Linked DNA regions of Homo sapiens: all the other regions are linked to region 2. The links are chromatin loops, found by intact Hi-C in ENCODE. Cell type or tissue: endothelial cell of umbilical vein. All regions are shown on one strand. Region 1 overlaps THSD7A (thrombospondin type 1 domain containing 7A). Region 2 overlaps THSD7A (thrombospondin type 1 domain containing 7A). Region 3 overlaps THSD7A (thrombospondin type 1 domain containing 7A).

Region 1 (4,000 bases), 100 kb after region 2:
GAATAAAAGGTCACTTAATTCAGACTGTGAATGGAGTCCCCTAAAATCGTTATGCAATGCAATGTATGTTTTTATACAGATACATGTAATCCACATTATTCCATCTGGGTCTGTTACCATTCCTGCCTCAATGATGTCATAATCAATGGAAACTATTCACAAGTAATGTTTTAGAGAAATAGTGTTCATGGATATGCTGGCAGGTAGATGCTACTAGAAAAGTACTTCTTGGAAATTTGTGCAAGCATTGCAGTTTGAAAACATTGTACAGGCACCAGAGTGGCAAACACAGGAAGATGGTTAGACATAAAAAGGGTCTTAAAATAAAAAGCGATAACTTAGTGGAAAGTAATGCAAGGACTTTTATAATAGCTTTTATGAGTGGGTTATTGAGGAACATAAGCTTGGCACAAAACTTTGTAAAATAAAATCTTAATATAAATTTTGTATAATATTTTAGTGAAAAAAGTGTATAATTGCACACATTTTTAAAAGTCACTACTATAAATACCACATAAAACCATATTTTAGGAGGTATAATTTTCTTAATATCAGGTAAAATTATGAAGTCCTGTGTGATAATTAAGCCATATATGATTGCATTATTTGCATGTGCCTGTATATATATGCATGCATCTAGATATGCAGACATGTATACATGTGTGATTATGCTTATAATGGTGCATCAAATTATTATTGTGATTCTGTCAGAAGTTTACAAGTGCTACACAAATTTTAAAGAATGTACAAATAAATGGGTTGTAATGGACATGAAATAGTTGAATAGCTGTCTCTCTTTCAAGCTGGTAGACAACATTTTCATTTCCTTCAGAAGATTTTGAACCACGTATATTGACATGTGAAAGTAGGATATTCATATATCACACACACACACATAATGCATTTCAGGAGAGGAGTTTAAGAAAGGAAGTCTGATCACTCATCGTATACTTCCAACATCCTTTCATTCACAGCATCACCGAGCAGGAAAGTCTTGCCAAGAATAATCTCGGGTTTTACAAGCAAAGGAACTTTGGAACCCACAGTCCCACTTAGAGACTCCAACCTCCAGCATTGCCTGCATGGCTAAGATATGCACAATCACAAGTAAAAACAAAACACTGGGGCAGAATGTCTCTGCATTTAAAAACCATACTTTGAACAACCTTACAGTAAGGCTGAGCTTTGTAATTACACTGTTGACTCTGACCAGAGGTAGAGAACAGAGCAATGTCAGATGCAGAGAAGCTTGACATTCATATGCAGATCCAAGGAGGAAGAGGAATCAAAGTAAAAAAGGAAAGGACACAGATAGATTCAGGAGACAAATTCTGTACCAGTGAGCAGTTCACACTAGGATTATAGCCAAGTAAGGGATAACATTTACTGAGCAGTTACTTGTGCCAGGCACCATCTAAGTACACTGTAGATTTATCTCAAGCTATCTTTAAATAATCTGTAGAGGTAGTTACTAATATCATATCACATGGTATAGCTACAAAATAAAAGACAGAGATTAGAAATCATATTCCTAATAAATAACAAAATTAGGTCAAAATTCATGCACTTCTGGCTCAGAAGTCTGTTCTTAAACATCTTTTTACTGACTACACACACACACAGGCAAATGCACACAAACATATATTTATTTAACTAGTTATTGATTAGGTGCTTCTTTCATTCCAAGCTATGCATTCAATTCTTTGCAACTAATCTGGAAATCCCTGAATACAGTGGACCTCTGTAACGTTTATAGTCACACTCTGATTTTTGTAGAGAAAATAAAAATGACTTTTAAATAGTGCAAATCAAATAGTCACCATTTGTGTTCTGATACCACTTCTTCTCTGGTGCAATAGAGAACATACCTACAAACACATCCATCTACAATACTCAGAATGTCCTGTTATTTGCTAGCGCTATAATAGCCCAAGGGAAAACATTTTCTACAGACTACACAGAACAATTAGAAAGCCCTGTATTGGCCACATACCATAAGTTAAACTATTTTAGCTACATAATCAATGTCTGTGTCCAATACATTTGCTTGGGAAATTTAATTTTCCATCAAGCAGTATTGTTCTACGTTAGGCTGTTAATAGTGTACTATATTTCTATTCTTACGCACACCAACTATCCACTTCTGGGTCATTGTTTACCTGTCTCCTTCCTGAGGGCGCTCAACAATGTGTGTCAACGGGAAGGTCATGGGAGCAACCTAAGTAGCAGGCTGACTTAACAGCTTGGTTTCCAGGTCAACTTACTAGGGCTTCAGCACAGTGGACCTTCACTGTTTCCCAGAAGTTCAGAAAAATGTTGCATCTCCCACTTTTTCCCAGACAATGGCTTCCTCAGTGCAAAGCAAGGAAAAGTAGATATGCAGCTACATGATTTATTAACCATACCAGAGTCCGCTAGGGATACAGGAGGTATGTATTACACTTGAAAATCTCACCAGCTTGCAGGCTTAACTTAATCTTTATTATATTTGCCTATTTCCTTCTACTTTGGGATATCATTCATCACGCCCAGGATACTCCTCTCAAGAGGGAACAAAGTGTAGGACCATCTACATTTATTCCTTACTTAATTCCCATGTGGTTTTTTTTCATTATTGAACAATTATCTTCAGTATGTGTCATTCTACCAGAACAATAAAAAGTGGAATATGTGCAGCACACTCTGGACTGAGACTTTGAACTCCGCCAGCTAAGAGTTGGCTACCTACTCTTGCTACTATTACTCCTACAATTAAAAGAATGCAGATCTATCACCAAAGAATATCTGCAGATGACAAGCAAATGAAAAGATGACAAGCAGATGAAACATCATGTTAGTAGGGAACTGCAAATTGAAACAAGATATGCATCCATTAGAATGGCTAAAATAAAAAATACTAAAAGCACCAAAAGTTGGTGAGGAGTGGAGAAATAGGAACTCTCATTCACTGCTGGTGGAAATGCAAAATGGAACAGCCACTTTGGAAGGCAGTTTGGCAGTTTCTTATAAAGCTAAATATATTCTTGCCATATGATCCAGCAGCATGCTCCTTGGTATTTACGCAAATGAACTAAAAACTTACATCCACACAAAAATATGCACATGAATATTCATAACTGCCCAAACTTGGAAGCAACCAAGATGCCTTTAAATAGGTAAGTGAATAAACAAACTGTAGTATAGCCAAAGGATGGAATATTGTTCAGCGCTCAAAAGAAATGAGCTGTCAAGCCACGAAAAGGCATGTAGAAAACTTAAACACTTACTGCTAGTGAAAGATGCCCAACTGAAAAGGCTACATACGGTATGATTCCAACTATATAACGTTCTCCAAAAAGCACAAATATGGAGACAGTAAAAAGATATGTCTTTGCTAGGGATTTGGGAGGAGGAAGGGAGAAATAGAAGGAGCACAGGGAATTTTCCGGGTAGTAAACCTATTCTATATAATATGGTAATGGTGGATAAATATCTCTACATATCTGTTAAAAATCCTTAGAATGTGCAATCCAAAGAGTGAATCCTAATGTAAACCATGGACGTTGGTTAATAATAATGTAGTAATATTGGTTCATCAATCGTAACAAATGTACCACACTAGCGCAAGATTCTGATAGTAGAAGAAAATAGTGGGAGAATGGGAACATAAGGCAACTCTGTACTTTCTGCTTAACTTTCTGTAAGTCTAACACTGCACCAAAAAGTCTATTAAAAATAAAATCATTTTAATCCAAGCATCGCTCTCCCACCCTACCCCTGCCCCCACCCCACACACCAGTAACAGATGAGAAAAACAGCTAAAGCCCAATGCGTTGTGTTCCGCTCAAGAGCTGGGCCTGACCCCCGGGCTCCACCGCCAGCCTCCTCTGTCCAGTGGAAGGCAGCGCCAGGGATGCCTCCCGCGGTAGTACAATCTGCATGGCTGGTGAGGGGTGGGGGTAGGATTTTTCAGAATCTTCTTGAGGTTCCTCTGTTTAGCTCCTCGCCAGCCATCTTTCCA
Region 2 (4,000 bases):
AAGAAAAAAAGCAGTTTTCCAAAATTATAGTCAAACTATGGGAATATTTTCAGTTAATAGAAGCATTTGACTAAATTTTCCAGAAAACACAGCATACACAAAATACTCTTTCTCCTTATTCTCTCTATTGATGTTTCTCTTCCCATTTAGCTCTTTTCTACCAAATTTAAGGAATTCCAAGATTGCAAACCACAATAGATTGTTCAGTGTGGCCATTGGAAAAGGCATGTCAAGGTTAGCTGAGTAAATCCAGGAATAATCAAATAAAAAAGAAGGCACAGGAGAACAAACATTTATTTTCTCTCACACTGGGCTGTACATATTTGGCGAAGTGGCTTCCATGGTTCTCTCCTTCTTTATAGCGAAGGGTTATTTGTGTTGAATAACAACTCTTCCAGGTCAGTAAAAGTTGGATCAGGAATTGAACATACTCATTGTTCAAGAAACAAACAAACAGAAAGAATAACTAGGTGTGAAAGAAGTGGATAATTATACTGAAGTTTACCAATTAAATTCCATGTAGAAAAATCATATTGTTTTCCTCTGAAAGCTGAGAAACACATTATTACATTACAATGAAGTTTCATTTGCGAGGGAATGAAGATTCAAAGATCTCCTTGGAAATGGAGATTCCAAGTTTATACATGGAAGACTATTCTACAAGGATACTCCAAAACTTAGTATTTGTAAATTAAATAGTACAATAGCAATTCTAAAATATGCAGGAAAAAAATGAAGAATGCCTAAAAATAATTTTAATGCCTCTCTTTCTAAATGGTTTTACTCAACTTAATTAACTGCTAACAAGTGTTTAAACTAGTTAGAAATAGATATATATGAAACATAACTCATATACACACAACCTGCTGTTAAGATTTTTTCTTTCCTTCTTTCTGTCTCTCAAAGCAATAGAATTTTGATTTGAGAATTATATATTTTGTATAGATTCTTGTTTAAAATGGAATTCTATTTTTGCTTAAAAAATGTCTAACTTTTGCTGCTTACCTAAGCTACAGCGTTATTTGAATTAGAGATATTTGGATTTAATATTTCTGCAGAAGCCCAGACCCCCATCCTTATTTCACTGGAAATAAAAAACCACAAGGGTCTATTTTCCCTCCTTAATCCTCATCCCTGAACTTTCCAGAGGGATGAAAAACAGTAAATGATGGACGCTTTATTACATGAAAGCCAGTTTGTAAATATCAAAAGGCAAATCAAATTTCTCTTTGTTCTGCAACCATAGAAAGACAGCAACATTTTCATTAAGGTACGAAATAAAAATCTGGGAGAAACCCATATACCTTAGAGTGATCTAAATTGAAATACTAAGATTCTAGAAAGAGGAGAACCCATCAGGACTTGATAACGATGTCAGTGAGAGAGCAGAGAGGAACATTCCTGACAGACCTCTCAATTAGAACACTAAGTTAACATCAATACTACTTACCCTTCTTTCTAGCCATACCTCCTGCCTTTTCCATTTTTTCCCTAAAATTCTTGCTGTCTTACAATATGTCACATGCTTCCACACACAAGGATTTGCACATGGCATTCCTTCTGCCTGGAATATTCTTCCTCCAACTCTCTCCACCCATCTTGAATGCCCCTGTGACTGTTCTAGTCCCCAGGTGCCATGTCTAATTCATATCTGGTGAGCACATAGCAGGTGATAATAATGAAGTAGAGATTAATAGGTAAACAGGAAATTACAATGTAGGGATTCAAGGACAATGATGGGAACACACAGAATGTCATGGGCATCCTGCCCAACCCTGCTCTGTGGTCCTGGCAGACATCCACATTCCTTTAAGCCACAGATTCCTGCTTCCCTACTTTATTGTTCCTACTTTATTGTTCTTGGTTCTAGGCTTTGGTAACTTGGAACTCAGCTCTGACCCTGGAAAACTTTTCTCACTAAATTCTTCAGTGAAATAATCAGACAATCCAATAGACTATACAGTAGGGGTTTTTTTAAATCTTTATATGCCTCATGTTATTCAATTCTTCTTATTGCCATTCATCTATATCACCACTGCTTGCCTATGGCATTCTCTATACTGGTTCCTGTTCCTCTATTTCTTCCTTACTCCAATGCCTTATGTATATGGCTGTCCTATTTGTCTTTCTGAAGAAAAAATCTTATTACATTGCTTTTATACTACTACTACTAAGAAAAACAGAAAAAGCGTATGTAATACAAACATAAGACAATTACAAAAACACAGAACCCAGAAAACAAAAGCACAAAAATACCCTGAGTGGTAACGAATACCCTTTATGAAATAGAACCACCTTTCTCACCTTACATTCTATTATTCCTATCATAAACTCCTCAAATCTCTTCCTTCTGAAAACAGCTCACTTCCCCAAGAGTTCCATTTGCTAATTCTTTTTCGTAGTAATGTGATAAGAGAGAAAGCTAACATTTTTTATTAACACTGATCGTTTGCAAATATAGTGCTAATTGACTTTATGTACTGAGATCCACACTTGACTGATTCAAAGGTCTGATTGCAGGAACGCTATGAAAGCAATAAAGGTGATAGTCTCAGGCAGAGGTGGGTGTGTGAAAGACGGCCTCCTCGCAGAGGCTAGACTCTAGCCCGTCCTTTGAATAACCACATGCACTGGGATTCTCCCTTAAGTGATCTGTGCTTTTCCTTTTCTTGAGGAACTTCCTCTGCTCCTGTTACAGCACATTTTGTTTCTCTATCCTTCTATTTCTACATGGTGGGACTTCCATTATAAGTGCATTCCTACCTCTCCTCACCACTCCTACCACCACCTCACCCTCCATTTTCTGCTTTCCATGGGGAAAGGAGTAAATTTAAGACAAGGAGTGGCACAGTGCCAGAAAGGCCCTTTTTCTTTTTCTTTATTGGAACCAACCTTTCAGCAAGATGGAGGATTCTGATCTGTCCTGTGACATCTGGCCTGCCTCTGTGGAGACTTCTATCCACTACTAGGAGAATATATCTGTCTAATTCCACAGCAAAGTATGAGGGAGCCCATTTTGCCTGTTCTACCCTTCATCCATAAAACAACTGCTTCTACACCTACCTGTTTGATTCTTGTCTCTTGCTTGGTTCCAAACTAAGAAGTAGATATGAAGTATTATTTTTTGGTCCTTTCCCTGCTCTAAACTTCCATGTCTTTAACTAACACTTTCATATCAATGATCCAAGATATATCTCATGGGGATATGGTTTCTATGATATTTTTTGTAAAGGGCTTTCAGAGTACCTTCTAGATAATCCATTCTAGGATCTTTGTTTAGTCTACGATTTCCAAAATTCAAAATTTCATCCCCTGAAATTCAAGTGAATGACCCTTCTCAAAACTAATCTCTATGCACAAAGATTATCACAAATATATATGCAATCATTATGGAAGTAATTTGCATAAGAGGAAATGTAATTTCTCTGGACCAGACCCTAAACACCAGTTTGTAGAGAGCATGCTGCATCCTCTCTTGAGAACAAGTTAACTTTATTTGATATATAGTATAGCAAATGCAAAATTTATGAAAGAACTAAAAACCTCTTGTTTCTGCAGCACAATTTGTATGCGATCTGAGGACATTTATTTAATAAAGGGAAGCTCTAAACAAATTTGAGTACATTTAAATTTTGTTCCCCCACCCAAATTGCCTAACCTGTCTACATAGATACATATACATAAAGTTTGATCTATGGTTATTTCATTTCTGTGTTAAATCTGATAATGTGACACATATTATCAGATGTGTCACAGGCCACATTATTGCCCTATTAAAATATTTGCAGCTTGAATACTGGTACATTCTATAGTTTTTACAAATCATTTAAAAGTTGCATTCCATGGAACTAGCAGGTAGTGCATTCAAGCTAGTGTCTACCATTAAACAGTGTACAATTGTCATAATTATCTACATTATTTTCCTTTAAATCATCAATCTCTGACTAAATTGCTTTAATCCATAGGTCCTGATATAGAATTCCTCTACTGAGCACAATTT
Region 3 (4,000 bases), 260 kb before region 2:
TACATGGCTTTTGGGTTTAGATCAAGGGTCAGCAATTTTTTTCTGTAAAAGACTACATGGTAATTATTTTTGGCTTTGTAGGCCATATGGGTCTGTCCTAACTACTCAATTGTGCCTTGTATCATGAAAGCAGCCATAGGCAATATGTAAAAAAATGGCTGTGGCTGTGTTCTGATAAAACTAATTACAAAAAAACAGGCTGCGGACTGGATTTAGCTCACAGGCCATATAGTTTACTGACTCCTGGTATGGACATATAGATTGATAAAAGTCATGAAGTAAACATTTCTATCTCTAGAATCATACAATGGTAAAGTTAGCTATCTCATATCTTAGTTACATGATATTATTCAAGTGGGAGTACAAGGACACAATAATTTAAAGTTAATAACATTTAAGTTAAATTCTTTAAAAGAAATGCTTAAAGAATCTACAAGTGCAAACTTGTTAGAGAAAAAAGAAATCTATTAATGATAAGGTATAATCGCTTTTATTCATATATATAATAAAAGTTGCATTTTAGAGTTCTTAGCTTTTTTATAACTTCAGCAATTCACTCTATGGAAATGTTACCCAAATTTCCATCTGCCATCTTATGCTATCTCTACAGCTACATTTCTACATTTCAAGTGCATACCTGAATATTTCCACTTGGCTAACCCTGCCATGGCCTCAAATATAAACTGTATAAAATATACTTTCCAAAATTAGCTCTACTTTTAGACCTAGAATTTTCACCAATATAACTATTCTTAAATTAAAAATGTTAGAGTTAAAGAGTCATATGATCAACTTTGACTCTTTTATTTTTATCTCTCTTCTATTGTCTGCTACTAAGTCCCCAAAATATTTCCCTCTATCGTATGTCCACAATTTATTTATTTTTGCCTATTTCATATTACTGTTGTTTCTATGACTTCAACCTTGCACTGCTACAGCAGCATACTAGCTGGCATTCAGGCCCATGTGTCTTATCTTTCTAATTTATTCTGTACACGCTGACAGATAAAACACTGCTTTCATCAGGTCCTTGCTCATACCACTTATCGAACAAGGTCTAAAATACTGATCTTGACATTTATAGCCTTCCACAAAATCACCCCAGGCTCCAGATCACATCTTCAGAGCTCAATCCACCCACTTTTCTGTGAACACATTTAATGTTTTTGTTTTTCTTACCTCAAACACTTAGCTTATAGAATTGATCTTATCTTGTATTCTTTTATCCTCTCTACTTCTTCTAATATTATGGTACAAGTCAAGTCCCAACCCGTACTTTAAGTCTTTCCTCAGCTCTTCAGCTTCAAATGATTGGCTTTGCAATTGATAAGTTTCAGTCTTTAATTCTTGTTAGGTGACATTAACAGTGATCTAATTTTCCTAAAAAATATAAGCTCTCTGGTTTAAAGATCTTCATTCTTTCCTAACATTTATAGCTTTTTCTACAGTCTTCCAAATGCAAAAACAGTGGAATGAGTAATTGAAATGAGAAATTCTGATGTGCTAGGGGGGACAGAGAGCAGCTTCTCTATAGTCTTTGTTGATTGATTTAATGTTTACTATATAATTATTTTTGTCATAAAAATAGCACAAGTTCATTTTTTTATTTAAGTCTCTGACCATATAAGTAAGGATAAAGATGAAAATAGCAAGAACTTGGCGAGTAAATAATATGGAGTTCTGAAAACAGCCACGACCATCAAAGGAAGAAAATTTTGTCTTCTTGCAATTAGTAAAAGATACTTCTACATTCTTAAGATTCTCCACTTCATGTTTCTATAGAAATATAAGCTGTACGAAAAAGCAGTCTTTCATCTACTCAGGAAACAAAGAAAAAGACTGTCTTCATATGGAAGTTAAAGGGATTGTTCTAAATATATTTATGAATATATCACTTGTTATAATGCAACTTTCACTTCCCAGATATCCTGAAAATGGATAAGATTGCTGAGGTACAGCAAGTTGTTTGACAAATATGCCAAGATTAGGAAGCACTATGTAAGTACAGGCAGAGAAAGAGACACCAGTAATAGGAAATCAAAAATGGAACAATCAGAAAGATAGGAGAAAGTCGCACACTGAAGATGCTAAAGACCCTTTTATCACAGAGGGAGTGGGTAACAAGTATTCACTACTACAAGGTGGCCACCCAGGATGAAGAACGAACAGTTTTCCGATTTGGAAATGCAAAGGTTGCTGGTAATCACAGACAGAATAGTTTTTGTACAGATTGTGTGTCAAAACCCAAAAGGCCCATATGCATACATTCACTTGGGTTATGAACAAACAGGAAGAGGGAAGAAATTAACGTTTAATGAAGACAGCATGTGCCAACTACTCTAAGGCTTTTGTGTTCTTAGCCTTAAAGGGAGGAAATGAATCATCCAAGGTTGTGCAGCTTATACGTCATTGTTTGGAACTGAGGCTGTTTTCACACTTGTGCTGCTTCTACTGATCTTGTATTTCCTCCAGTGGTGTTTTATAAAGATATGGTTTTCATCTGCTTTACCTAATTTTATTTCACATTTTGATCTCTGGGTATTGTTTGTGCATCTATTATGAAAATTTGAATAATCCTAAAATATCATTTGGTCCAAACCCCTCTTTTTTTTTAATCTAAATAAATTGAGGTCCAGAAGGTGAAGGGATGAGTAAGACACACTGTATTAGTAAAAGAATGGAGACTAAAACTTATGTTTCCTGATTCCCAAACTCATGCTCATTTTCATTATAACCTCTATATAGAACCCAAAATATATGCAAATCAATGCCTGATTCAAGAAGGAGTTAGCAGGGCATGACAAGAAGATCTCATATCACTCAATTTCTTAAAGAATGATTTGAAATGGAGGAGAACGACTTTCAGTTCTATATACTTAAGTCTCTATAACTGTAAAGGGAGTCACAGTTATGTTTTACCCAAAGTTGATGGTGGGAGATACATAATGAGAATTATGCAAATAAAATAAAATCCTAAAAACTACTGCAACTAGCAATTTAAGATTATTTGGAAACTAAGTTTTATGTTCCAGAAGAAGACTTCTAAAAGGAAGATTATAAAAACAGGGGATTTTTTTTTTTTTTTTTTTTTTTTTTTTTTTTTTTTACAAAACAGAAGCATTTTTTTCTTAAAAAGGCAGTTTTTTTTCACTGTACAGAAAATGAAGTCCCAGATCAAATCAGCAAAAACTGGAATTCTGCTCTACATCTTCAAATTTTTGTGTCAACATGAAATACGTAACTACACATGGGAGAGCAAAATACGTTTTTTATAAATTAAAGTTGCTCGCATATTCAATTATGTATTATGCTACATTTTAAATACGCAGCAGGAGCTGTATGCTATAAGTCAATATGAGTAAAAATAATCATGTGCTCTTTAAAGACTGAATTTGCTATGTCTGGAAGAAACAACATATTCCAAATCTTGAGTTTCTATATTCCCTATAATATCTAGTAAATAATTATGGCAAAGTTGAACATTCTCATTACCCATTTCTGCAAGATTCCACGTTATTTAGTGGTGCAGATTGTAATTAAGTAAATAAGTCTGCCATTTAAAAATCAGTACTAAATATGAACAGAATTGTGGATAGCCATGAAAATGAAAGAGATGTCATTCTGAGAACTTCTGAAAAAGTTAACTAATTCTATTACATTGTATGTATGCACATATATAATGCATATAGGCAAGGAGGTAAGAATCTTATTGCTTATTACGGTGGCAAGCAAAATGCTGTGGATACCGTAATCTAAAAACAAACAAACAAACAAACAAACAAAAAAGCTTCAGTGTACCATTTATGTCATAAGTGAAAGCTTGGCCTGACTTTCTTTCAGACATAAATGAGAGAAAAATTCAAGAATTATGAGCTAATGCCAAAGAACAATGGGAACAATTTAAAAAGACATGTTTCTATGTCCTGATGTTTTGTGGAATGGCTCATAGCAGATTTATATCTGCTTTGCTCTGTTTGCTAAGCATGGTGTCCAAGTGGCA

The links. Peaks named below come from ENCODE experiments on the same cell type or tissue, not always from the same donor. Only the 100,000 strongest peaks of a DNase experiment are listed, where the experiment ranks them.
Region 1: a loop joins it to region 2, with 2.6 times the contacts of the local background. A loop is called at or near these places in 1 of 110 quality-filtered maps.
Region 3: it touches region 2 in a loop (5-fold over the local background); 1 of 110 quality-filtered maps calls a loop at or near these places.

What each region holds. Positions count from the first base shown.
Region 1 is chr7:11,816,274-11,820,273 of GRCh38, forward strand. The region is part of intron 1 of THSD7A (thrombospondin type 1 domain containing 7A); the gene reads right to left. It also overlaps the pseudogene THRAP3P3. Among named protein-coding and RNA genes, the nearest start is that of THSD7A, 14 kb to the right of the region's middle. In endothelial cell of umbilical vein, no CTCF peak of the experiment used is centred here; DNase peaks (open chromatin) are centred at 1,038 and 2,248.
Region 2 is chr7:11,714,664-11,718,663 of GRCh38, forward strand. All of the region lies in intron 1 of THSD7A (thrombospondin type 1 domain containing 7A), which reads right to left. Among named protein-coding and RNA genes, the nearest start is that of THSD7A, 120 kb to the right of the region's middle. In endothelial cell of umbilical vein, no CTCF peak of the experiment used is centred here; a DNase peak (open chromatin) is centred at 1,768; H3K27ac peaks cover 3,013 bases.
Region 3 is chr7:11,456,596-11,460,595 of GRCh38, forward strand. The region is part of intron 11 of THSD7A (thrombospondin type 1 domain containing 7A); the gene reads right to left. Among named protein-coding and RNA genes, the nearest start is that of THSD7A, 370 kb to the right of the region's middle. In endothelial cell of umbilical vein, no CTCF peak of the experiment used is centred here; a DNase peak (open chromatin) is centred at 2,366; H3K27ac peaks cover 2,026 bases.